2 separate regions of the Homo sapiens genome follow, and region 1 is linked to region 2. A link is a loop called in an ENCODE intact Hi-C map of the cell type or tissue named here. Cell type or tissue: prostate gland. All regions are shown on one strand. Links, peaks and the distances in the headings refer to the core of each region. The heading gives the core; the rest is flanking DNA. Region 1 holds the start of SORBS2 (sorbin and SH3 domain containing 2). Region 2 overlaps SORBS2 (sorbin and SH3 domain containing 2).

Evidence for each region. Peaks named below come from ENCODE experiments on the same cell type or tissue, not always from the same donor. Only the 100,000 strongest peaks of a DNase experiment are listed, where the experiment ranks them.
Region 1: a loop joins it to region 2, with 2.4 times the contacts of the local background. A loop is called at or near these places in 10 of 110 quality-filtered maps.

What each region holds. Positions count from the first base shown.
Region 1 is chr4:185,806,981-185,819,924 of GRCh38, reverse strand. SORBS2 (sorbin and SH3 domain containing 2) reads left to right here and starts at 7,731. Exons shown (of 27, transcript NM_001395207.1): 1 at 7,731-8,261. In prostate gland, for the core only: no CTCF peak of the experiment used is centred there; DNase peaks (open chromatin) are centred at 7,664 and 8,144; H3K4me3 peaks cover 3,204 bases; H3K27ac peaks cover 3,355 bases.
Region 2 is chr4:185,649,863-185,662,806 of GRCh38, reverse strand. SORBS2 (sorbin and SH3 domain containing 2) reads left to right here. Exons shown (of 27, transcript NM_001395207.1): 8 at 565-703; 9 at 5,211-5,383; 10 at 10,079-10,145; 11 at 10,979-11,023. Among named protein-coding and RNA genes, the nearest start is that of SORBS2-AS1, 68 kb to the right of the region's middle. RefSeq lists a silencer at 11,178-11,472. In prostate gland, for the core only: a CTCF peak has its summit at 6,051; DNase peaks (open chromatin) are centred at 6,126, 7,405 and 8,253; H3K4me3 peaks cover 1,298 bases; H3K27ac peaks cover 6,408 bases.

The sequences.
Region 1 (12,944 bases), core at 2,766-10,765, 160 kb before region 2:
CATATCACACAGCTAACAAATTGCAGAATATTTGAATCCACACCATTTATTTATTTGTTCCACAGTGAATGAACAAGTATACTTTGAGATATTGATATGAAACCAGTATAAGGAGAGATGGCAATGCTTTGAGTCTGTGCTGAGGAGTTAAGCACAGTGGCTGGATAGGCAAGGACACCCCCAGGCAGGAATGAAGGAAGGGTGCTTCCGCAACCCACCGAGTCAGCCTGGGTGATCCCTGCACTGACAGGTGACCAGCCAGGAATAAAGGCTCACTGACAATGTCCAGAAATGAGATAGTACTTTCTTTGTACCCAGGCTGACATGAGCTGGCAGAGGCAGCTTGTTGTCTATCCACTCCCTATTATCAATTTGTTTCTCAGTAGTAGAACACTGGTTTACCTGGGACCAAAAGGCGTCCGGCTGAAAAGACCACGTTTTTGAGACTTACTTATCACTCAGGATGCAATGAGATATCAGCAGAAGTGCTGGGTGGGAGGTGGGGAAAAGCTCCTTCAAAGAGGCCAACTCAAGCGGAAAATGTGCCCCTTGGCTCTCCCTCTCCTCTTCTTGCCTGGAACATGGACCTGATGGCTGGAGCACAAGTAGCCATTCTGGACCACGAGGATTCTTGAGGATAGAAACCAGTTTCAAAAGATGACAGAACAGAGGGTAGGAGCTAGAGTCCTAATAATCATGAGGCCAATTTTCTACTAGCCTAGAACTCCTTATTTCTCAATCCTTCAAGTGAGAGAAAAATATAGCTCTGTCTCTTGTAAGCCCTGTTATTTGAGCTTTCTCTCCTATGCAGCCAATCCTGATCCTGTGATAAGACTTTCTCATGTGTTACCAAAAATTGAAACACAACTTGAGTTTGCTTCCAATTGTTGGAAGCAAACCATGTCTTTAATGAAGGAAAGATATAGGAAAGAGTCCACATGCCAAGAGAATAATGGGTCCTTCAAGATGCAGGTCAGGTATCAGCTCTCAGATAAATTTTTTAAAATCTACCTTTATGCCTATAGGAAAGTTGGTTGTGGAATGATTTGTCATGCTACTTTAAACCTCACAAGGAATGTTTCTTTTCTTTTTTTTTTTTGAGACAGAGTCTCGCTCTGTCACCCAGGCTGGAGTGCAGTGGCACGATCTCGGCTCACTGCAACCTCCGCCTCCTGGGTTCATGCCATTCTCCTGCCTCAGCCTCCCAAGTAGCTGGGACTACAGGCGCCCACCACCAGGCCCAGCTAATTTTTTGTATTTTTAGTAGAGATAGGGTTTCACCGTGTTAGCCAGGATGGTCTCGATCTCCTGACCTCTCACAAGGAATGTTTCAAATAGTCTTCCTTTGATGCAGGAAATGTCCAGAAGAATGTTCTCAGTTCAAGGCAATGATCTGGCAATTAGGATGCCAGAGTCTGACTTTTAAAAATATAGGCTGCTGGGCACGGTGGCTCATGCCTGTAATCCCAGCACTTTGGGAGGGCAAGGCAGGTGGATCACAAGGTCAGGAGATGGAGACCATCCTGGCTAACATGGTGAAACTCCGTTTCTACTAAAAATACAAAAAATTAGCCTGGTGTGGTGGCGGACACCTGTAATCCCAGCTACTCGGGAGGCTGAGGCAGGAGAATCGCTTGAACCCAGGAGGCGGAGATTGCAGTGAGCCAAGATTGTGCCATTGCACTCCAGCCTGGACGACAGAGCGAGACTCCATCTCAAAAACAAACAAACAAACAAACACATAGGCACTGAATTCTGACCTGGGTAGGCTTAGTAAAATAATTACCATTCTGGGTTATAGCTCCCATCCAATATTCTGCAAGCACGCATAGTTTATTTTTCCTACCTGCACGTGCTGTCACTGTCAGGCCTTTAACTGAACATCTACTATTTCCAGTGCGGATTGGGGATTTTTATTTTTCAACAGTATTTTCCACTTGTTGTTGGACCGTTGGATCCTAAAACGTGTACCTGATTGTATTAATACATCACTTGGGCCCATCTTATTATCTTGACCAATGAATCTTACTGAACATGTATTTCAGAAGCACTTCTAGAAGACACAAGGTGACCCTCTAATTTTCACTTCTTTTGAGATTTGCACATTTGGCAGCTGAGGGCTTTAGCATGATCTTCTTCAGAGTTTACGGAAGCTGCCCAGTTTCACCCAGCACCTTCTAATTTGTTTCAGTGGCTCAGGTGAAACCAGAAGCATTTGTTTTAAAATCCTTCTTGCCAGGTTTTGTTTGCTGAGCCTGGTGCGTTTCGTTACTAATTCAACAATGCCGTGACGGCAGAGCCCAGTGCTTTTTCTGCACTGGGTAGGGTGGCACGTTGCCCGGAAGTACCTGGGGGCCACTGCTGCCACAGGACACAATGCTAAGTGGGAAAGGTCATGGGAGCTACACTCTATTAATGTGGTCAGAGTGCCTCTCCAAGAACAAAGTGTGGCCCCTCACAGGAGCATGAAAGCAGCCAGCCCTCTCTTTCCAGGTCGCTTTTTAAGCTTATCATTATGAAGTATAAACAGTCAAATTCCTTGGGAGCAAGTGCAGCCTTTTCTGTATTGCTTGCAGAATCTCTCCCCACTGCAGGTTTAATAAAAGCCAGGAGTACTTTTCTCTAGCTACAGCAAGATGTATTTATATGTTTGGGACTGGTTAACAGGGCTGTGGGAGGGGGTTAATTGTGGGTGGTTTTTTTTTTCTTTTGTTATTATTGGATAACACCATTATTTTTTCCCCACCTGGTACTGACACATATTAACACACATTTTACGATAAAGTAGTTCCTGTAAGCTGCTGCAATCATAGTCATTTGCAAACCCAAAGCTTGATAAACCTGAAATATTTAAAACAATGTTGTTATTATTAGCCAGTAAAGACCGGGCTCTCCAGACTTAGGACTAGCTGAAACTTCTTCCTGTACCTCTTGCCACATTTTCCTTATTCCTCTTAACCTAGAGAGTATACAGAATTTCTAGGGGGTTCTAGGAACAACTAATGGGCTACACACAGTGTTTTTGTGTTAATAGGTTTGGCTTTCTCTCCAGTTTGTTGAACGGTTTTTTATTGCTGATGTTTACGTTCTTATCATTTGCTCTCTGGCAAGGTTTTGTTCTTCTATAATCATTTTCTCATTTTAAATTCATTTGATAAGTGAATTTCCAAAAACCCTCAACTCTGCTGGGTTTGTTTTGGTTTTGGGCACCTCTGATTTATAAAAGTCATTCTGGATACTGATCAGGGTCATACTTCTTCAGGGGATATGAACGCATTTGATTAGTAGCCTGTGGGTCAGTCTGCTTTCCAGCATATATTTCTTGGGGTTGGAATCATAGAAATAAATCCAATTTGTTTGACTGAGATACTTCAATCCTCCTCCTAAGTCAGTTGTCACATTTCCCATCAATGTCCTATTTTGACATTGTTCACGTCATTGTGAGAGTAACTAAATATGCAAGGTTTTGGAATAACCTTTGGGATATTCTATTTTATTTGTTTTAGGAATTAGAAAATTCAATCTAAGCTTTACAAAAGTCTTTGCTACCTCATAAACCATGCTTCAATTCCAGTCTCTAAGTTAAGTCATATGACGTGTTTCTTTGTTGTGCCAGGGACCAGATCCTTTGGTGGGTCCCAGCTGTGGAGTCTGCAGCAGAAGATGTGACTAGAGAAGAACCTATTGCTTCAAGCAGTGATGATTTTGTTGAATTAAGGAAACAGACTAATAAGGATTTCAAAATACGAACCAGAGGATAAATGGTTTAAGATCAGAATACAGGGAAGCAGTAAATGTAGGGAAATAGCAAACTTGTTTCAAGAAAGTGCAAAATGTTTCCAATACTCTCTACCAGAGTAGCCTCCTCAGAGTAACAGTAATGGTAGTAATCACTTTAGTTACTCCATAACTTATTAACTTCTTTAGTTTCAACTCTGATAAATAGTTATGTCTTCATCAACTAATCTTAACCTTAACTCTGTGTCTATTCTAAACACTATTTTTATTCTCATTTTATTTCATTTTTTAAAACTTTGTATCTTGAAAACAAATCAAACTTATAGAAAAGTGCAAAGAATAGTAAAATAAACTGAAAATATTCTCATTTAAGATTCATCAGGTGTTAGCATTTTGCACATTTGTGTTTGCCTTCCATAGATGATACACAGATGATAGATAGGTAGATTGATTGATGTGTAGGTGTGCATACGGTATAACTTAAAATAGAAGCTAGATAGATAGATAGCTCTCTCTCTCTCTCCATATATATGTGTGTGCGTATACTATTAGAGCATATATATGTGTGTGTATATGTATTCTTTGATGATAATATATTTGTTTGAAAATCCTTCTAAACAAATATTTGTCTTAGAAAATCATATTATGGTGTGGTATTCTACGCTTTCATACTGAACATAATTTCTGAATGGAGATTTTCACACACATTCTGTATTTTCATTTCATAATAAAAACCAAAACAACTAGCAGTGTGAATTATAGGGTTCCCTTTATATGTTAGTGGATATCTTAATAACCTTTAATAATATAACAAATTTAATTATAATGTTTAAATATATATAAAAAATACCTTTATGACCACGTTGTTTAAAATTCCACACTAAGACAACAATCTCAATAGAGAAAACAGGCAAAAGCTATGAACAGAAAATTTACAGAAGAGGGAACCCTGAAAACCATCAACAATGAAAAGATGTTCAATTTGTCAGTAATTAGAGAAACACACATTCAAACAATAATGGGCCATTACTCTGCACCTATTATATTAGCAAAATTTTAAAACTAGATAATGCCAAGTGTCCTTGTCATAGCTGATTGGACCAAGGCACAGGGCAGCCCATGTATAAAGCTGCTGGCCACATAGGTGGTATCTCACTTGACTCAGAAAGATGGGCTGGAAAAATCAGATTTGTCTCTTGGAAATCTGTATCTAGCACATTTTAAAACAAACACGTTTGGAAGGAGAATAAACGTCAGGGACCTGGGCTAGGGCAGGGCCTGAGGTCAGAGCAATGCCAATGGGCCTCAGTGCACCAAGTTACAAGGGAGGGGCTTCGAGCAGGCGAAGGAGCCAAGAGCCTTGGAAGAACAGACTGGCAGCAGAGTGATGTGTGAAGGCCAGTAGAGATGCCGGGAGACGTGCCACGGGGCAAAGAGGGGAAAGGGATTCATCTCAGTTCCTGCCAGCTTCCCAGTTCCGGTTCAGTGCAAACTGGGGGACTTCCAGTTCTCTTTGGAGGAGCAGGAATTGGAGGTATAGGGGAGGAGGAGATACAAGAAGAAGGATGAAGGCCTTTGAAATTCCAAAGGAAAATGACTTCAGATATTTGTTTGTTTGTTTGTTTGTTTGTTTTGCTACTAAAAACAGAGACAGAGTCTCCCTCTGTTGCCAAGCTGGAATGCAGTCATGTGATCACAGCTCACTGCAGCCTCGACCTCCCAGGCTCAAACATTCCTCCTTCCTCAGCCTCCCGAGTAGCTGGGACCACAGGCGTGCACCACCATGCCTGGCTAATTGTTTGTTTGTTTGATTTTTTTTTTTTTTGTAGAGATGCAGTCTGTTGCCTAGACTGGTCTCAAATCCTGGGCTCAAGTGATCCACCTGCCTCAGCCTCCCAAAGTGCTGGGAATAAAGGTGTGAGCCACGGCCAGAGATTCTTATGCCTTGCCAACCAATCAATCAAGTGTGAGGGTATAAAGACATTTTCAGAGATACAATGAAAAGAAAAGCCACCCTAAAACATCAAGTGCACCTAGAGTTTTCTTGATATCCTTTTGTAACATGCCAGCATTTTGTCAAAATCACTGAAGTTCTTCTGAAGTGATGAGTCAACAAATGTGTGATGTTGAAAAGTAAATTAAAACACAGATTTCACACCAGCCAGTCATCAGTCCCTATTCATACAGTGTCGTAGGTCCTCATTTAGAGGCATTGAGAAATTAGAATATTCCAAGCATGGAGGGCAAAGAAGACATGGACCAGATTGGCTTCCAGAGAGTTGATAGAACAGTCTGGGAGTCAGACATAAAAGGAGAACTGCTAAGAAGTCCCAGGGCGTGACAAGGCCTGTAATAGCAGAGGTGGACCCCGGTACAGGGGAGTCGCAGAAGAGGTCGCTCAGACCCCACCTGGGAGAGTCATGAGTGAGGTGGTCCATTTGGGCCAGGTGTTGGAAGATAAAAGAGGAGGCAGATTGGGATGGAGGTTAAAGGTGCTGGGGCGAGGAGCAGTCAGATTGAGAAGGTTTTTAATAGTAGCAGCATCTGCAGGGCAAGGAAATGGTGTGTAATGCAGGATTCTGAAACGTGGGCAGTGAATAGTAGAATGGGAGGCTGAGGGCGAAGGCAGGGGCACGCTCAGCAACAGCAAATGCAAAATAACTTCAGGGAAGGGAACTTCAGTGAGAAAAGGTAGGCTGGCTGGAGGCGATCTGAAGCGGTGAGGACTCTCCCAAGCAGGAAAGCGCCACCCACTTGTCCTCCATGGATACGCTGACCCTGGGTGGCTCAGACCTACCTAATGTGAATCCGGTTGGGGAGGAAGGGGAGCGGGCATCCCCAAATCTACATCCACAGGATTCCTATGCAGTCAAAATTTGGGAATTAATACTGAAGGCAGGAGTGTTAACATGGGTAGGGAAACGCAATACTGACGGAATCCTAAATCAATGACTACTTAGCAAATAGAACATCTATATTTACAAGTCCAAAGTGTTAACATAACTATTTGAAACAGATTGCTAGAAACAAAAATAAATGGGACAGTGCCTTGGAAATATATCAGATAGAATATGACTGGTGATAGAGTCCTGAAAAAGAAGAAAAGCCTGGGGGTTCTGCAGAAGATTTACGTTGTTCATGGCATTAATCATGGTAGATTCCCAGAGGAGGTGAAATGTTATGGACGGGTGGAATGTGATCCATTTTACTGAGGAAGTAAAACTATTCTTGCCTTGAAGGTAATGTTTAAAGTCAAAGAATTTTTAATTAGGTGCGGATTTTTTAAAAAGAATTTTTAATTTACAAATAAGATTGAGTTAAAGAATCATTTTCTGCCGTAGAAGCAATAGGATTTTTTAAAAATTCTATTTTAAATTGCATAAAAAGCATCTTAAAGTAATCAGATAAGTTGAGCCATAAGTAAATGGATATTTAAAGATCTTATTAAAATAGTCTACCTGATTTAGTTATTATTCTGACCCTATATAGCAATTCACAGGGTTTTGTTTCAATTAAGTGGCTCTAAGATTATCATTTAAAAACAAAAAGTGTAACTCTCCCGTTTGCAGCTCTCTGCACTCATTCTATGACTGGAAGGTGGGGCTTGTTTTGACAATGCTTCCAGTTAGGGTCTCTTAAGTGATTTGCATGTTATTAACCTGGATAGCCACTAATAGGGCTTCACTTCCTCGATTTCATACATAGCCCCGGCTCATATAAAAAAGAGTTCTTCAGGAGAGCAGAAAAATCGGAGCACTTGCACTATCGGTGAAATGTGTAGAAAGATAACAGAAGCTACCCTCCTCAAAAAAATGATGAGTTTGATGAAAAGAAATTAACAAGCTGTGTGAGTGTGCTGCACATGATCAGCCATGCTTGCTAAGTCTGTCTGTTGGTTGTTGCTATGGCTACGAAAAGCCAGTGGAACCCAATGAGCTGTCTGCAGCAGAGCTGAGAGGACCAGCCATTTTACTTATGGAAAACAGTGTGGCATATTCTGCTGAGCTTCGCCCTGGAAGAAGCCTCTTTTATACATCTCTTCAGGGAAGAGAGAAGCAATGGGCATGTTAGTATACAATGATCACAGCCACGCAGGCCTGCAAGCTGCCTTTTGGACAGGCTGTTGACTGCCGTTCCAATTAGCTGATTGGAGAATGTGGAATGCAGAGTGATAATGCTGCATATCTGCTATCAGGCAGCAGCAAAGGTTTTTGTCTTGGGAAGGCAAGCTTTCCCTGCAATATTATCTCAGCAGCTCCCTAGCTGCTTACCCTGAAAACGAGGGATCCAAACGGAGGGTGTTGCACTCTGCTAACGCTGGTCCTGTGCGTGGCTGTGGCATATGAGCGGCAGGTCTGAAAAAGCAGGTGTGTGCTGGGACGGGCACTGGACTGGAACGCAGGCGGACGCTCTCGGGTTTACCTGCTTCCTGTTAACAGATTGTGGGCTCCCAGGGCATATGTCTGCACGCTGAGGCCGAGGCGGAGAAGGGGCTTCCTGAGCGTCCCAGTACACTGACAGAGGTAAGCTTTTTTGACCTTTTTGAAAGCACAGCATAAAAATAACTGGGGCAAAACTTAGCCTGAAAGATTTACGTTGATTGTGTGATTTGGATTTACCAAACAAACATACACAGACACATACACACACGCATACACACACATTTCTAGAAAATAGTATCAGAGACATAGAGTTGTTTCAGTGAATTTTGGTTCTAGCAATTGGAAGATAAAAAACATGACCGATATGCTTTGGGGTTTTAAAACCAATATTTACTGTTTGAGCAGACTACGATGGCTTGTTCTGAACCGTCCTCACAGCCAACAACATTTCTCGCTTGTGAACAATGGATTCTTTCGTGACCTGCACTTTGACTTGTATTCAGAGAACTACATGAAAAAGAACTACATGAGAAGCATTTCTTTTTAAGCCTCGTAAATGATTTATTTAACTCTTAACACAGCTATGTACACACTTAAATTGAAGAATTCTGTTCTCTATGTGGGTCATAATAGCCAGTGGATTTTGTACTTGCTTACCCTGGACTGAGTGTCTTGGTGTCCTGTTTGATTTAGTTGGGGTAGTTGTAAAGCAAACAGTGTAGGTATTGGAAGCCGTTCACACCTCCTTTCCGAGTATCTGCATGCCTTGCTGGCCCAGAGCACAAGACCCCCATTGTGCTCCCCCGGCTCAGAATCCAAGGAAAGAAAGGAAGCGAAGCCTCTGCATTGAGTTCTAGGACAGCTGAGGTATGTGGCAGTAAAACTTCTTTTCTTGCACAATTTTTCTCACAAGCAGATAGGTTTCAGAGATAAAGAGTGAAACCAAAAACACCGCACACCTCATCCAAATCTGCGCTCATACTTGCAGCAAATGTTTGCTGTCAGTTGCTTCATAATAACAGCACAGACCCCGAATTGCAGGAGGAATTGCCTGGTAGTGAGTATTTCCTTGATTTATAGTCTCTTAGGAACAAAGCTGTTACTGTGGATTGAAACTGGTCAGTCAAATCAAAATCCCTGGTAAGAAAATGACGGAGTAAGGATTAGATTCTGGTTCAGCAACATTTCAGCTTTACTCAAGTCAGTTCTTTGGTTGTTTTGTTACCAAAAATGTCAGATCACTTATAATACTATTGAAAATATTTAATAAAAATGTTTGGTCAAAAACTTTGAACAAAACCCCTATCTACAAAAGATGGAATCTACTGTGAAATTTAAAATAAGTAGTAACTGAGATCTACTTCTAAGAAGTATATTTTTATTTGCTACCTTTTTCCTCCAAAATCTGGATGACATGAGTCTCTTCAGAATTTTAAGTATAATTTTCACTGATAGATATGGGCAGGAACCGCCTGTTTCAGAGATGTAGCAATGTTCATAAGCCCTAAGATAAGAGAATGCTAAAGCAGTAGGAGAATAGTTTTCCAAACTTTTGTTCTAAATGTCAAAATAGTCAAAATATAAAGATAGAGACTAAGAATCTCAGTGGAGCCAAACATGTGCAAACGTTTGGTGATAAGTGTACGCCTATGCGGGTTGTAGGGGATAAAATGGTGAGGTGACGGCCTTGTACTTCATTATGTTTAACATTCAAAGGAAAGCTAAATGAACAGACTTAGTTCTGAGTCCAATTCTATGAGCAAAAATATCAGCTAAGTAAGGGATTCTATATGAGCTGAATGAAAGGTAGAGAAAATCTCTCTCCAATTTAATTTCCTTCAAAGCTTTACACTGCCAAAGGATTTCTTAGAATTGACACAGTGCAAAGACCTGCAGCAAGCACCTGATTTCCTATTAATTTTTCTTGGGGGAGCTTTTAGAAGAATGAGGTGTAGAAATATCCAGGGCACACCCGACTGCTGTGCCTGTTGCATTGATAGTGGCACCAAGTGAGACAAGACCCTTAGCCCACGGGAGGAATGGCACACACTTTATACCTGTGCAAGTTCTTTCCTATTTTAGTAACCTTTTAAGATGACATGCTATACACAGATGACCATTTTAAGTTCAATTCTGTACAGCGCATCTCCATAGTTAATAATTCAACAATTTTGAGAACCAGGTTCAGAGACATAATCTCTATCCTTCAAGACTTTGCACTTTCGCTTATGGCTATTTTTAGACCCTTATTTTCTGCCACTTTCCAACTCTTCTGCTGGCAATATCAAATATTTTGGAATTTCCAAAACATACTATATCAGATTTTTTTTTTTTTTTTTTTTTTTTTTTGCAAATGCAGTGCCCCCTGAAGAGTCATTTCCTTTAAATCTCCCCTGCAAGGACAGCTGCTTTCATACGCCCTTCAAGTCCAGCTAGACATCCCCCCTCACTGTCCCCCACCCTGCTTGGCTACATCTGAATCTTACTTCTGACTTTCTGTCTGCTGAACCATATTGCATTTGTCCCTGTTCACAGCCTTCCAGAGCTTTGCTGGCCTCTGATTCTAAAGTACTTTGTCCAGTGTCCAGAATTTTGCATTCAGACATTGTACTGGTAACCTCAGACTTCAATATTTTCCTATTAGTTACTGTAAATATAGACTTGACCTAGAAATAGAAGTCCTAATACTGCCTTTTATCAAGGAAACTTAAAACATTTGAAAAACAACAATGAGGCTTTCATTTTTCTGATTTGAAAATATGGCTTCAGGATCCCAATTTCATAAAAGCTACAACTGTCCTATAATAAATCCAAATTTCCCGAGGGAAAATTTTACAATGTATGTTTTAAACAAAACAACTTGAATGTTTTAGTATATAAATAATACTATTTTTCTATCCATGGCTATTATAAAATGTATAGAAAATATCCCTATTACAAATTTGTTATGGAATCAGACTGTTTAAAACTAATGTTGAGTTGATGATGATTAGTAGCCGATTATAATGTAAGACACTTATGAAGTTGTTTTTCTTGCTGAAACCAGAAGAAAGTAAAGGTCGTGAACTGGAAAGAGATTAAATAATTGAAATGAAGTCTACAATGGCAGCATTTCTTTTAATGTTCCTAAGTAAACCTAAAAGGTGACTGGAAATCACTAGTTACGTTACACTAGTTATGTTACCCTACAACTTGAGTACCTGGGTAAGGGAGAGAATATTCTCTTAGAATCACTCTTGATATAGATATAGGTTTGTTTACAGAGACTTCCTACCCTCTGTTCTATATTAGATAACATTATTAGTATTTTTTAAATAAGCCTGATTTCAGTAGCCTTTTTATGAAAAAACTGCCACAATCAAAAATAAGAATGTACCCATAGTTTTATTAAGAAGTTATAAATACATAATTCCTTGTCTTTAAGATATCTGTGTTGAAAGCAAAAGTTCTAATTAATACTGTATGAATTTTTGTATATAAAGTAGAATTGATGAGGAAGTTTAAAATATCCTGATATTTGGGATTAGAAAGTAAAATATTTAGGAAATTATTTAAATTCATATTTCTTGACATTATTGCATTCATTCCAGCATTGAGTTTTCTAATAAAAGTAAGATAAATAGCAATTCTTAATTATCATGCTGTCCTTTAAAGCTTATTTTGGCTATCTTCCAGCTGATTTTAATGTACAGCATGCTATAATTAAATAATAGCTAAAGTTGGAATTGGTTCTATTCATCTTAAAGACTAATCATGTTTAATTATTTTAAATTGCATATAGTAATTAGATTTCAGAAACCATGATTTTGTAATATGCCTGTACTGTTTCTAACATTTTCTATTTTAAGTCATTTATAATATTTTTAAAGGTCTCAGTTATGTCTAACTACATGGATAGCATAATGAAATGAGTTGCACTTGTATTTTATAAAGAAGACTTGTGATATATGATTGCATTAGATAATTTTCTGGAAGTTCCTCAAACTAACAATTTAATTATGGATATGCCTGTTAAATCCTAAACTGCCACTGTCACGTGGAAAAATACAGATAAATATGTTTTCAAAATATGTTTTTCTGTATTATTTCTGAAAAACTCAAGACATGGACATGCAGTTAAAAGGAAACACTTCTGCAACTGTTGAGTTCTGAGTATTGGCAAATAAGAACTCACGTTTCAGCTTAAGTTCAATTAAGATGATATTTGCTGAATAAATGACGGGGAACCAGCAAAGACGGGTTTTTACTTTGGTGTTTGCAGCATAACAGATCCATATGGAACTCCACCACACTTCACTGCACCTTGGTCTTCAAAACGGAAATATACTAGTTTACCAAGTAGGAATTTTGGCCAAAAAAGCAGTGGTTTCCTCTTCCCTATACAGGTGAGGTAGACATAAATTCAGCATTAAATTCTGTACCTTAGAGAAGCATTATTTGAGCAAAAATTCAGAAAGCTTTCACTTTCCTGAATCCAATCAAGGGTCTTACTTTCAAAGATTTTCCCACCTCAAAAAAACAAAAACACAATAAAAAAGAAAGAAAACAAAAAGGCCTGGTAATGTTCTCATTATATTTTCTAATTTCTCTTTATATATTCATATTATAATTTAGGGAAACTTATTTTTAACAAAGAACATTATCTGAAAGTTTCGGTGATATTTTGTTTTTTTCTGTTCATTTATACGGTTGCCTACTTATTAAATTTTTGATTTTTTAAATTTAATCAGAAATTCAGTTTTTCTCTCTTCCCTCTGAGATGTTTTCCCAGTGGTTAAAGTAAATTACAAGTCTTATAATGAATTATATCCTCTGCTTTGAATG
Region 2 (12,944 bases), core at 2,512-10,511:
TCCTTTACCAGGTATTTGATCCTTCTAGAATAGGTTGCTTCATGATATATACATCCAAACAACTAGGTTCCTTATGTTATTCACCAGCTCTGGAAACATTCATTCACTAGAAGATATCCCTGACTAAGTCTGAGAACCAATCCCTTGCCTCATGTCAAAGGACATCCACGTCAATGCTGCATGCGGAACAGCACCACCGTGTTCTGATTGCTGATGTTACGACTGTCAGAGCAAAGTCGTCCTCCACATTTACTTGGTACTGACTCCTACTGATACCATTTGGCACCTCTGTTGGCAGAGTGGCATGCCCACTAGTCAGCCACTTTCATTCTTCCTAACCACTCCCTGGACCCTCAGATACACAAGAGAGTGATTTTCAGAAATAAGGGAATAGAGAGAAGGCAAAGAATGTAGCATGCCCTCTGACATCAGTTTTCAAAATAAATAAGAGCTTGGCAGCTGATTACTCTCATGTGATTGGAAGTCTTTTATTATCACCTAATGGAATGATGTTTACAGGGAACTATGTGCTAATTTAACTCGATGCCTTTGCGCTTTTCTCAGAGCCAGATAACAGTGAATGGAAACTCAGGAGGTGCCGTGAGTCCCATGAGTTACTATCAGAGGCCGTTTTCCCCCTCGGCATATTCTCTCCCAGCCTCACTCAACTCCAGCATTGTCATGCAGCACGGCACATCCCTCGGTAAGTAATTTACTCACCGTGATTTCCATGGCAACCTCAATGCGGCAAGTACAACCACAGGAGAAAGATATGCGGCATCAAGGTGAGGCGGGAGCGCTCAGCACTCATGACCCTATCCCCAGGGAGAAACTGGGGCAGAGGACCCAACATGGGAGGAAATGGGCACCATGCTATTCCAAGACCATGTCTCCACCTGTGTCTGAGCCTGGTGTGGGCACTTAGATGTCTGAGGTGGTGGAGTAGAAAGAAAAAGAAAATGGCTACTTAGGGCAAGGGGGTTTGTGCCACTGGAGGACATGAATGCAGGTTTTCCACTAGGGCAGCTTGTTCGGACTTGGAAGAGCTTCCACCATGGACTATTTCCTGGGGTCTATATAAGGGAGAATCGTTTGACAGTTAAAACAGTGTAACAGGAGGACAGGCTGTCCCACATAGCAGGGACGCAGTCATCTACTGGCTCACACAAGGAGAAAACCACCATTCAAACCAAGGCTGGAAGACCTGCAGTCAGGGATATGGTAGCAGGAAGCCACACAAGAGAAACTTAAGTGTTCCCTTAAATGAAGGTTCTGTCATTGTATAGAGCAATCGTTCTCAACCCTCTGAGGACTAGGAATTCAGTGAAAGATAGAGCTCTCCTCCAGAAAACAAATGGACATACGGACGTTCATAAAAAATTGTAAGCAGATAATTTCCTGGGGCTCATGGACTTTTTGTGGCCTCCTGTGAAAGAAGCTTTGCTGTACAGTGATAGAAATGCTCTTACATGGTCAAGTATGTTCAGATAGTTCAGAAAATAATGTGATAAATACTTTTTTTTTTTTTTTCAAGATGGAGTCTCACTCTGTCGCCCAGGCTGGAGTGCAATGGGGCGATCTCGGCTCACTGCAACCTCTGCCTCCTGGGTTCCAGTGATGCTCCTGCCTCAGCCTCCTGAGTAGCTGGGATTACAGGTGCCCGCCACCGCACCCAGCTAATTTTGTATTTTTAGTACAGACAGGGGGTTTCACCATGTTGGCCAGGTTGGTCTCGAACTCCTGACCTCAGGTGATCCACCTGCCTCGACCTCCCTAAGTGCTGGGATTACAGGCATGAGCCACCGTGCCCGGCCCATAAATATTTCTTAGTTTGTAAAAATGTAACTTAAAAACCTAAAATATCAAAAAAAATACGAAATTGAACTATCATAGGAATTCAGGCTGTACAAGTTTCCATGATGTCGACTCACTAGGAAGCTTCTAGGACAGCAGGGAGCAGAGGGGAATTCTCAGGACAGCAGCACCATCCTGCACCTCCCAGAAAAGGAGAGGCCTGGTCCTCTGGCCACAGGGGCCAGCAACAGGGGGAAAGAAACTAAAACCCAGGACTTGAACCACCATGTCTTCTTTGACACAGACAGTGCACCTCCTTCCCCAGCACTGATTCAGTATTGAGAGGCTATGATGCTGTTCGTTTATTCAGGGATGTTTTATGTCACCATCCAGCATGTGCATGGTGGAACTCAGCTTCTGAGGTCAACCAAAGCTCTATAACTATAAAACTTTAAAGGTAGCCGCGGGACTTATTAAAGTCTAAATATATCTGTGCCTTCGCTGATGCTATGCCTGAGGATCATCTGTGAATCCTACAATGATGTCCTTTTAGAGTTAAGAAAGTAAAACTGGTTTATGCCGAAATTTTGCCCTTTAACAATCAGCCCATAGTGTGGTGTTATAATGGAAGTCCATTATATCTAGATTGTTTAAAATGGAACTATGCATTTACACACATATAAAGTAAAACTCGACAAATTATTCTAGCCACAGCTTTTTCCCAAATAATTATTAACAAAGCCTGACTCTGTCTCATTGCCTGTCTTAGTGAATGCAGTTTTGTCCCTATCCCCACCCAACAACAACAACAAAAATACTTGAATGTAGATAGGCTTTGATTTTAGAATATATTGATAAGTAGATTTTACATATAAAATATTCTGCATGGGAAGAAATTCCCAATGTAAACACTGAACAAATTCCAGCTGGCCAGTGCTGTGATAAGGTTTCGGAGGAATATGTACATCTACCTTGCCCTAGATGAATTTTACACTTAGTTTAGGACAAAAGATTGCTAAGATGACAGCTAGTGGACCATATATGAGAATAATAAAATAAAGGGTTAACTTATATTGCATAAGGTATGGGTTCATAGAATGTAATGGATCAGATGTGAAGGCAGAGTTGATTCTCCTTGCTTAGAGTAGGACTTTGCACATGCTGGTGTTCAAAAAACATTCGTCGCTAATAAAAATACTAGTATCATGGAGGCCCACTCAAGTCCTTTTTGGAATTAAATAGAAAGTCAATTAGTGTCAAATATCTCACCGTGTCTTAATAAGGACTAGCTTAGCCGGGCGCGGTGGCTCACGCCTGTAATCCCAGCACTTTGGAAGGCCGAGGCGGGTGGATCACGAGGTCAGGAGATCGAGGCCAGTCTGGCCAACATGGTGAAACCCCGTCTCTACTAAAAATACAAAAAAAAAAATTAGCTGGGCGTGATGGCGGGCACCTGTAGTCCCAGCTACTCGGGAGGCTGAGGCAGGAGAACGGCGTGAACCCAGGAGGTGGAGCTTGCAGTGAGCCGAGATCGCGCCACTGCACTCCAGCCTGGGTGACTGAGCAAGACTCCGTCTCAAAAAAAATAAAGAAGTAAAAATAAGGACTAGCTTGAATGTTATTTTCACATTCAAGGGGCCAGTAGCAGGGGGAAAGAAACTACAACCCGGGACTTCAACCACCATGTCTTCTTTGACAGCAGCCAGCACACCTCCTTCCCCAGCACTGATTCAGTGTTGAAAGGCTATGATGCTGTTCGTTTATTCAGGGACATTTTATGTCACCATCCAGCACATAAACTGCACATAAAGCAGTTTTATAACTAGCCTTATCCATTCTTCATCAAAAAATGTATTAAAAATGACTTTCTGATGCAAACTAAATTGAAAATAGTCATAATCATAGTAATAGCAGTTACAAATGTTACAATGGATTTTACCTCAGAGAGATCTGAATTTTAATTACCCTTATATTGATGAGTTAAAATTTCTTAAAAAGCTTCCTTATGGCCGGCCACGGTGGCTCACGCCTGTAATCCCAGCACTTTGGGAGGCCGAGGCGGGCGGATCATGAGGTCAGGAGATCAGGACCATCCTAGCTAGCATGGTGAAACCCCGTCTCTACTAAAAATACAAAAAATTGTTTGTATTTTGTACAAAAATTTTTTGTACAGGCATGGTGGCACGCACCTGTAGTCCCAGCTACTCTGGAGGCTGAGGCAGGAGAATCGCTTGAACCCAGGAGGCTGAGGTTGAGACCACACCACTGCACTCCAGCTGGGTGACAGAGCGAGACTCCATCTCAAAAAAAAAAAAAAAAAGCTTACTTATTTTATACAAATTTTTCATGAAAAATACATTTATACATGATATATATCATATACACATAATGATATCAATGAGTCCCACCCTGAAACATGAGAATTTTTTTCATTTCCACCTTAAAGGACTTTCTGAGTGGCAGTCCTGACAAACCATGATATAAAGAGTATATACAAAGTGTCATTCTTTGTCACCAACATTTTCAAATTAATTGCAGAAAAATATAAAGGCATATTATTAATCATACCAGAGGAACGGTAATAATGATGATTTTTTTAAAATTCCTGTGTATTAGAAGTAAATGGACTATATACTGCATGTCTGTACTCTGTTGCTTCTGAAAGTATTCTAGAAGTTACTAAAAAACATGAAGAACTCGATAAGCCTCATCTAAATTATATCCTTAGGGCAGTTTTTGTCATCAAAGAGTAAAAAGTCATAGTTTTTGATATTTTAAGGTAAAAATGCACATAGGAAATCGTACTAATAATTTTACAGCATTTATTTATTCAGAAGCTTTCATGTCCAAAGGCTTGGATGTGAAGATTTTTTTAAGTGATTTTTGGTTTTGCTTCATTTTTATGAAATCACTGTTACTGACTCAACAGTCATGTCTTTGTCTGGAAATACATTTCAAAACCTATAAATAATAGTAGTAGCAGTATCACAAGAATAATATTGATGTAAATGATGACCTGAGGGAAATTACTGAACTTGTCTCAGCTCCTGCCCCTTATCTATAACACTGGTTCTTGCTCCCCCTATCCTGCCCTCCCTCAAAGATTACTGGAAGGATAAGAAGAGATAATGCATTTAGAGCACTTCCTAACTCAGAGGCCTCCACACAGTCATTTAACAAATGCCATTCTTCCCTCAGCCTTCTTCATAAAATGGTGAGGCCCTTGTTGGTATAGGTCTGTTCCCCGCACACCTACACAGTTTCCACCAGCTCAGATGGAAAGTAAATGAGTTAAAAGGGACAGTGATGGCAATATGGTCTCTGTGTTACAGTTGGCATAAATATACAACAAGACACATGAATTTATGATTCCCTGTGCAACGAATACGTTCCATGTTACCAAATTTTCTGTGCAGATTCCACAGACACATATCCCCAGCATGCGCAGTCTCTGGATGGCACCACCAGCAGCTCTATCCCCCTGTACCGATCCTCAGAGGAAGAGAAGAGAGTGACAGTCATCAAAGCCCCGCATTACCCAGGGATCGGGCCCGTGGATGAATCCGGAATCCCCACAGCAATTAGAACGGTAGGAAATGCCAGCGTGTGCGTCTGTCTGGGGCTGTGCACAGACTCCACAAAGGACGGATTGTCCACGGCTTTGTGCATTCCTAGGGTCTTATATAAGGAGGATTGCCCTCCGTGCCATCCGACTTCTCATGAATGTTATGCTGTGTGTGGCAGAGAAAGAAAGCTGTTGATGGGAGAGAATTACACAATCTGTTTTTCCATTTGAATGAAACATCATGAACATTGCGATTTTGTTAAATGGTAAAACTGTGTTGTGTGGTTTAGTTTGTTTGTTTGTTTGTTTTTCTTTTACCTTTTACCAAGGAGGCTTAGGGCAATAGAGAGAAAAGAGAAGGAACAAGACAATGGAAATTCTTTGGCTGCATTGAATTCCCACATGCATTGCGAATAAAGCAGTGATGTGTTCGTTTTTTGAAATAGATGTGTGTTAACACCGGGAGATTGGAAGCTGTGATTTGGGAGTTGGGAGGTGAGATGATTGGAGTGAAGAGAGTTAATGTCATGGAAAGGAAAAGCTGTCTGAAGAAAAATACACATTTTAATGTCCCTCTTCAGCCGTGCCTGCTGAGAGCTCTCCTGGGATGATAAGTGAAAGTGTTTGGATTTTTTTTTAAGTTTTAAAACTCTGCCAAAGCATTGCTCAGTGTATCTGGGCAGCCCCTTCCGGCAAAACGCAGCAGTAGCAGAGGCAGCTTCTGAGAGCCTGGGCAGGCAGCAGCTGGCTGACCAAGTCCACTGGAAGAGAAGGCTTGTGCCAGCCGGGAGAAGGAAGCCGGGGACAGGATGAAAGCAACAACACCTTTGCAGGTGAAGTTGGGGGCCATGCGGGGAGGGACTGCAGCTGCATATACTTTGCAGCAAGACCCATGTAAAGCTGGGGTGTGGCCAAGAGCTGCTCCCCTGGAATGCAGACCTGGGCAGCCAAGACAATAAGGGATAGAGGCAAAGAATGGGAAAGAGAGCAGGAAAAAAAAAAAAAAAGCCGTGGTAAGATTGGAAACAGTCAAAAAGAACTAACGATAAAGTGTGGGGATTTTCTTCTCTCCTTGACTTTACATTCTTATATGGGGATTATGTGTTTTATATACAGACAGAAGAGTTTAAAATGGATTATTCTCAGCATCTATATTACAATTGAAAGCCAAAAAGTAAATCTGTACAGCAGTTACTGGGGTTTTAGACTCTTTAGATTGAGGAAACGTTGAATGTGATATGACATTCTAACAATCTGTCTTGAAACTGACGATTGCCATATTTATGTGCCAAAGAAAAGTTCAGGGATTATGACCAATATTCTTCATTTTATGATGATTACATGTTTCTGGTGATGATGTTTTCTTGTTCATTTCCCTTCTAAGATTTCTGACTCAAAATGGTTAAATTTGAAACTTTCTTCTAATTATATAGGGATAGACAGTCAGACAGAAATGGTGTCATTGGTTTTGTGTAACTGGCACTTGAGGCATAGTATAGACAAAATTAAGAAAGCCCTGATTCTATGTAGTTATAGATTCTGTCTGAGAGGATTTTATCAAAGATATCTGGGTATGTTTTTAGGTCAATAAATGATATATAATGGACATGCAAGCCTGGTCCATGTTTTCTTCCTTTATAAGACATAATTTCCTTAACTAACCAGACTTTGCCTGGTTAGTTTCAAAAGGAAAAACTGAGATGCTAGAGATGGTTGATGAAAATTAAATCATCTTAAAATTTTTAAAATGTTTATCAACTGCCAAATCAAAAGCACGTTTGGGTATGCATAAGCAAACACACTAAACATTTAATGCCAGTTTCCCTTCTATAAAATAGAAAACACAATATAACCAATGCAGAAGTTCCTTATAAGGAACTGTAATTTTTATGCACAATTGTTGTCTTACTTGGACCTTTAAAACTTGACAAAGAAGGTCCAGGTCTATGAGGACTCTCCTCTTACACTGACTATACAGCCCTCCAGAGTACATCCCCATGTATAGCTGTGGTTATAAATGTCAAGTCAGGCTGTCTCTGAGCCACAGCAGGCCAAGACTCTCCAAGGTTGTTTTTCTTTCTCATGTGTAGAAAGTAATGATGATCAGATTCAGTGTATTTGCCAAAGGCGGTACTGTCACAATGTACCATGCTGCAGTATCGTTTTAGACAGCCAGCCTATGCCGAGGAAACAGAATTTTGTAAAGTCATCCAGAAACTCTAGAAAGCCAAGAGTCAACAAACAGTACTTTTGAGCTATTTTAATGCAGGGAATCAGCTCTCCAGATTGCCCTCTCTCATGTGACCTGGGACATCTATGTGAACCTTTCAGTGCTGTTCTTCAAAACAACAAAAATCGCCAGGGCTCAGCTCCCATGAGATTGTGTCATTAAGGCCAGCTAGTTAAGTGAAATACAAGATTCTTTTCTTCTACTTCCAATATAACACTTGTTTGAGTATTTTCAAAACTGAAAAGGAGAAAAAAATAGAACAGAGTCACTGTATACTGCTATGTAGAAAATATGTCCTTTTTTATCTTTTTTGAAATCTCTGCGTGTTAAATCAGTGTAGAGTTCTGATGTTTTGAAAACTGTAGGAATGTAAAAATTCAGGTCTATTTAGTCAAGGTTGTAGAAAAAACGGCATAGTGAATTGCTAGTAGCTATTTTTCATGCAAAATGATTTTACGTACAAAAGTAAACTTCCTGAAATTTGAGTAGACTATTTTCTTATTCTCAGCCTTAGGCATAGCGATCTCCATGATGGCATTTACAAAAGGAACTTTAAATGCTTAGAGTACTTCTTTTAGAAAGGGACATAGAGTTTTCGTATTTTATTTTTCCAGCTTCATATTTCCCTTTGCCAGCAGGGCATTTTCTGGCATCTTTGTGCTCACCATATAAAGCTAGCAGATGGCATCACTGTGAGATCCTACCTGATATAGGCCCTCCAGCAAGTGAAGAAAAAAAAACCTGTCTGTCAACATGTATTGCCATATACAGTGATAGGACTTACTTAGTAGGCTTCCTTGTTGCCATCAGCACGTCCAGGAAAACATTTTTGCACAACACTATGTTGTATTTTCTGTTGCTTTGGTACAGTAAAAGAAATGAGGTTTAATGAAAGAGAAATCAGTCCTTTATAAAAATAAACTTTCTTGAAAGATACATGTTTAGCAACTTTGAACCAGCAAATAATAGACCTTTGCTTCACCACTGCAATCCCTTCCACCATGTCCCGTCCTTTGACTGAATAGTCAATCAATAACCTCAACTCTTCCATGGAGAAAGAGCCGAGAATGAAGAGCTGACTCATAACGAAGTCAAGTGGCCCTTCATGTTAACCTGTATTTGGGGTGATTTTTCAGAATAATATATTCTCAGAGGTCAAAATAAATTTAGATATAGCACAAAACCCTTAATGTCCAGAGGAAAAATGCAGTGACCACATTTCTGGGGAAAAAAAGATCAGGCAATAAAATCTAACCCAAAGCTCAGTCTAGTAAGTATAAGAATGCTTTCGTATCAGTCCTAACAGAAGTTTTTAAATCGAGATCTGTCTTGGAACGTCTGGTGTGTTTAGTTACTATAAGCAGAATCATCAAGCCTGTTGCCCAGGTAGCTCTCAGAGAGTTGGGGTAAGATCTTGCCAAGCAAAATCTGTGAGTACGATTATAAAAGCATGTGTCTACTTTTACAGGTATCCAGAAAGGCAGAGCTCTATCCAATAGGCTACGTTCATTCATTATTTCATTCTACAAATATTTGCAGTTCCCTAGTGTTATTATTTATTGAGTAGTTGTTATATTCTAGGCATTGTTCTAGGTCTTGTGTATACATTGTCTCATTCGATTTCCATAACAATCCTATGATTTAGATATAATTATGTCACTTTAGAGAGGAGAAAACTGAGGCTCAAGAAGGTGACATGACTTGCCCAGATTCGTATTGCTAGGGTGTATTAAGCAGCAATTTAAGGAACCAAGATTTGAATCTTAGTTCAAGACTCTACATTAATTTCATCTTTCCACTACAGCCTACTGCTCCCCTCATGTCCGACGCCTGGATCCGTAAGGACTTCTACTCTCAAGGAACCTACAATTTTAGCCGAGCAAATGTTGTATACACTCTGTTATCATATTAGCATTTTTGAAGCAATATCTACATTCTTAAATTTTCCGTAGGACTCTGGGATGCCTACTACATTCAGTATTTTAGTAGCTTAGACTAGTAAATAGCAAATTTATTTCTCTAGAGCCACACTGATCAGAATACAATTTGAGTCAAAAATATTCCCCAGTTAATTCTGAAAACACTGTCTTACAGAACATTCAATAAAAAGCATCTAAGGATAATGATCATTATCTACCAAAAGGAGTTAAACAAATTAGTACAACAATAACTTACATTAAGTGAACTTTATATATTTGTGCAAATATCAACTCTCTAGTGCAGGGTACAGCTATAACTTGAAAAAATAAAACCATAGCATCTAATGTTCCAACTCAGCCTAAATTCAAACACAAGGCCATATGTTTACAAACTGCACACATAACTAAGTAAATTGCTGAAACTGTCATGAAGCCATAGCAAAGAGTCAGAACATTTTATCACAGAATGGGACTCTGTTATTAAGAACATAAAATAGAGAAATGAAAACACTGAGAAGCGATGTTGATTGGAAGCCAGTTTGTAACCATTGGACGCTCTCTTCATTACAGACAGTCGACCGGCCCAAGGACTGGTACAAGACGATGTTTAAGCAAATTCACATGGTGCACAAGCCGGGTATGTCTGCTGCTCTGCTTTCTGATGAGGTCCTTGTGGGTTGAAGGGACTACATTCGTCTTTTGCATCGGTTTGATTCACACACAATGTCAAGACCCCAGCAAACTCCGTGTCCCCTTTCTTTTCAGCATGCCTCCTGTTCTCCTTCTGTCACCCCTCCGGTGACAGATCCCTGTGCCTCTGCCTCCCACCTGAGCTGCCAAGAAGCCTCCCCATGGAGGACAACCAGGCACTCTGGCCTCAGCCCTCCATCCTCCCCTGTCCACAGTCTAAATTGGTGTGTTGCCTGGGTGAAAAACACATTGTTCCTCTGTCCACCCCTGTCTGCTCTCATCAGGAGAGTGAGCCTGCGCGGGTCTGCCTGAGCCTGCTCTGTAGACAGGAGACCACTAAAGCACTTAGTAAAGGAAATTTGCGATCCAGAGCAGAGAGGTTTCTGGGGAAGCGAGGACAAGGGCCTGACTTTGCATGCTACGAAGAGGGCAGCAAGACGAATATGTTACAGATAAAAAAGGGCAGTTTGCAGAGGCCTGTGGTGGCACACACCTGTAATCCCAGCTACTCAGAAGGCTAATGTGGGAGAATGATTTGAGCCCAGGGGTTGGAGGTTTGGAGGCTGCAGTAAGCAATGATCACCACTGCACTCCAGACTGGACGACAGGGTAAAACCCTGTCTCTTAAAAAAAAAGAAAAAAAGAAAGAAAATGGCATTATGAACTAGGAAAAATACGTTGCTTTTCTAACAAATTTCTGTTGTTTGTCTGAAGTTCTGCTGTCTCGTTGTCCTTTGGTGACAATCTATATTACCATAATATTTATGTTTCATTTTCTAGATGATGACACAGACATGTATAATACTCCTTATACATACAATGCAGGTAGGATGGGTTTCCTTGCTCGCAATGACTATTTTATGCTCAGCAATGTTTGGAAGAACGACACGGTCACCTTTTTTCCCCTTCTGTTTGAGCACATGTTTTCAGTTCATATATTAGGAGGAGGATTTCTTTTCTTTTCTCAGAGCGTGCATAACAAAAGGATTGACTTTTCTCATGGAAATGAGAACTAATACTGGTTTATCTCATTCATTCCCACTGTTGGTTTATTCTCAGCTTCAGGAATGTTTAACCAAAGTGTGAAGGATAGGCTGAAAGGACACACTGTAACCCAGGGTACAAAATAAGATAAAGATCTTTTATCAGCAGAGAGAATGATTACAATTGTGTAAGATCTTTCAGATACACTTCACCAAAAACAAGTCAAACAAAGTATTCTGTGACCTTGTCCCTGCCTTTTGCTCCAAAATGCAACCATTCATTGAAAGAGTTTAAAAATCCCCCTTGGCGGGGCCACTTTTCTGACTCAGAATTGCCAGTGGTCACAATAGAATGGCTTCAGTTCCAGGCACTGCCACTTGGATTGGCGAGCCTTGGTATCTCGTGCAGGGGTCTGCAGGCTGGAAGGAGGGACCCCTGACAAATGTTTTTCCCTTCATCACTTTCTCCTGAGTGTTGCCTCGGGATTCTGCCCAGGGCTCCTCTCCCTGCCCAGTCACAGGCTCAGGACAGGTGCACAACTATTTTTTTTCTTCTTTCTTTAGACCAGGCTCGGAGGCTGGCACTGCTCCCCTCCCCTTCAGCAGCTGCAACCTCACTTGGGGTCCTCTGGGCAGCCTGGGGTCGCATGATCCTCCTGTTCTGCACCCCTGGAGACCACATTCAGGCCCTTTAACTATTTGGGATTGTGCTCCTATCTCCAAAGACAAATTGATAGAGGGAAAATCAGTAGAACAAACTCAGCAAGCCCTCTGGGTTTAAGTCTTGGCTCGCCCCACTGATAGCTTCAGGCCCACAAAGATGTTTCCCTTAATTTCATCCCTGCTCCCACGCCCACCAAACTCACCTCCTTTATTTAGCTCAAAAGTTGAAGTCCGACTGTTGAATCCAAGCAAAACTGTAAGTGTAGATGTTGTCTCTTTTCATTTGCTGTGGAAATGTGCATGGACTTTCAGGAGAAGCGAACGGGTACAAATAGAATTAGCTCCAATGATTGGGTGCAGGAAAATTTAGAATTTTTATAACTGTTTTAATATTGAGGTTTGTGTCACATTAGTGATTAGTGAATGGAACAGCAGTGATATATTACTTTGTACAGCCCTACAAGCTGATCATTTGATCAGTGGACGAGTCAACTGCAGCTAGTCTCTTTGCTCTCTACTAACCGTGCAAGCCATGGCTTCACACCTTGCACTTTTCTGCCTTTTTTTCTATACCATCCCTGCTCCCCTCTTGCCCTGCTCACCGAAACTCATTCAGGGCTGACTCTGGACTCGTGGGTTCCATAATACCTTCTCTGAGCAATCTACCACCTACTAGCATCCTTTAATTCTTACTATGTGTTTTCTTCATTTGGTCTTTATTATCTTTTACCAATTATTTTCCATCATAATTCTATTTGTGTCTGATTTTCCCAGGTGCACTCTAAGCATATTGAGGACTCATGTTTCCTTGTACCTTGCACAGCACTTTATAAACACAACTGTGTGCAATATTTTGTTTGACTACAATTAGCATGTCAATTTTCATATGTAAATCAGGGTTTTTAAAGTATTAGAAGATATTTGGAAACAGTTCCGTTTTTAATCTTGCTCTGAAAACTGAACTATTTTCTTAGTGTATACAATTGAAGAGAAAATTTGCTGAGTGCTTATAAGTCTATTCCTAGTACCAGTCTGAATTATTACTAGTTCTGAAATAATTGACAAAGATTTACTGTAATCAGGGCTTAGGTACAGAATAA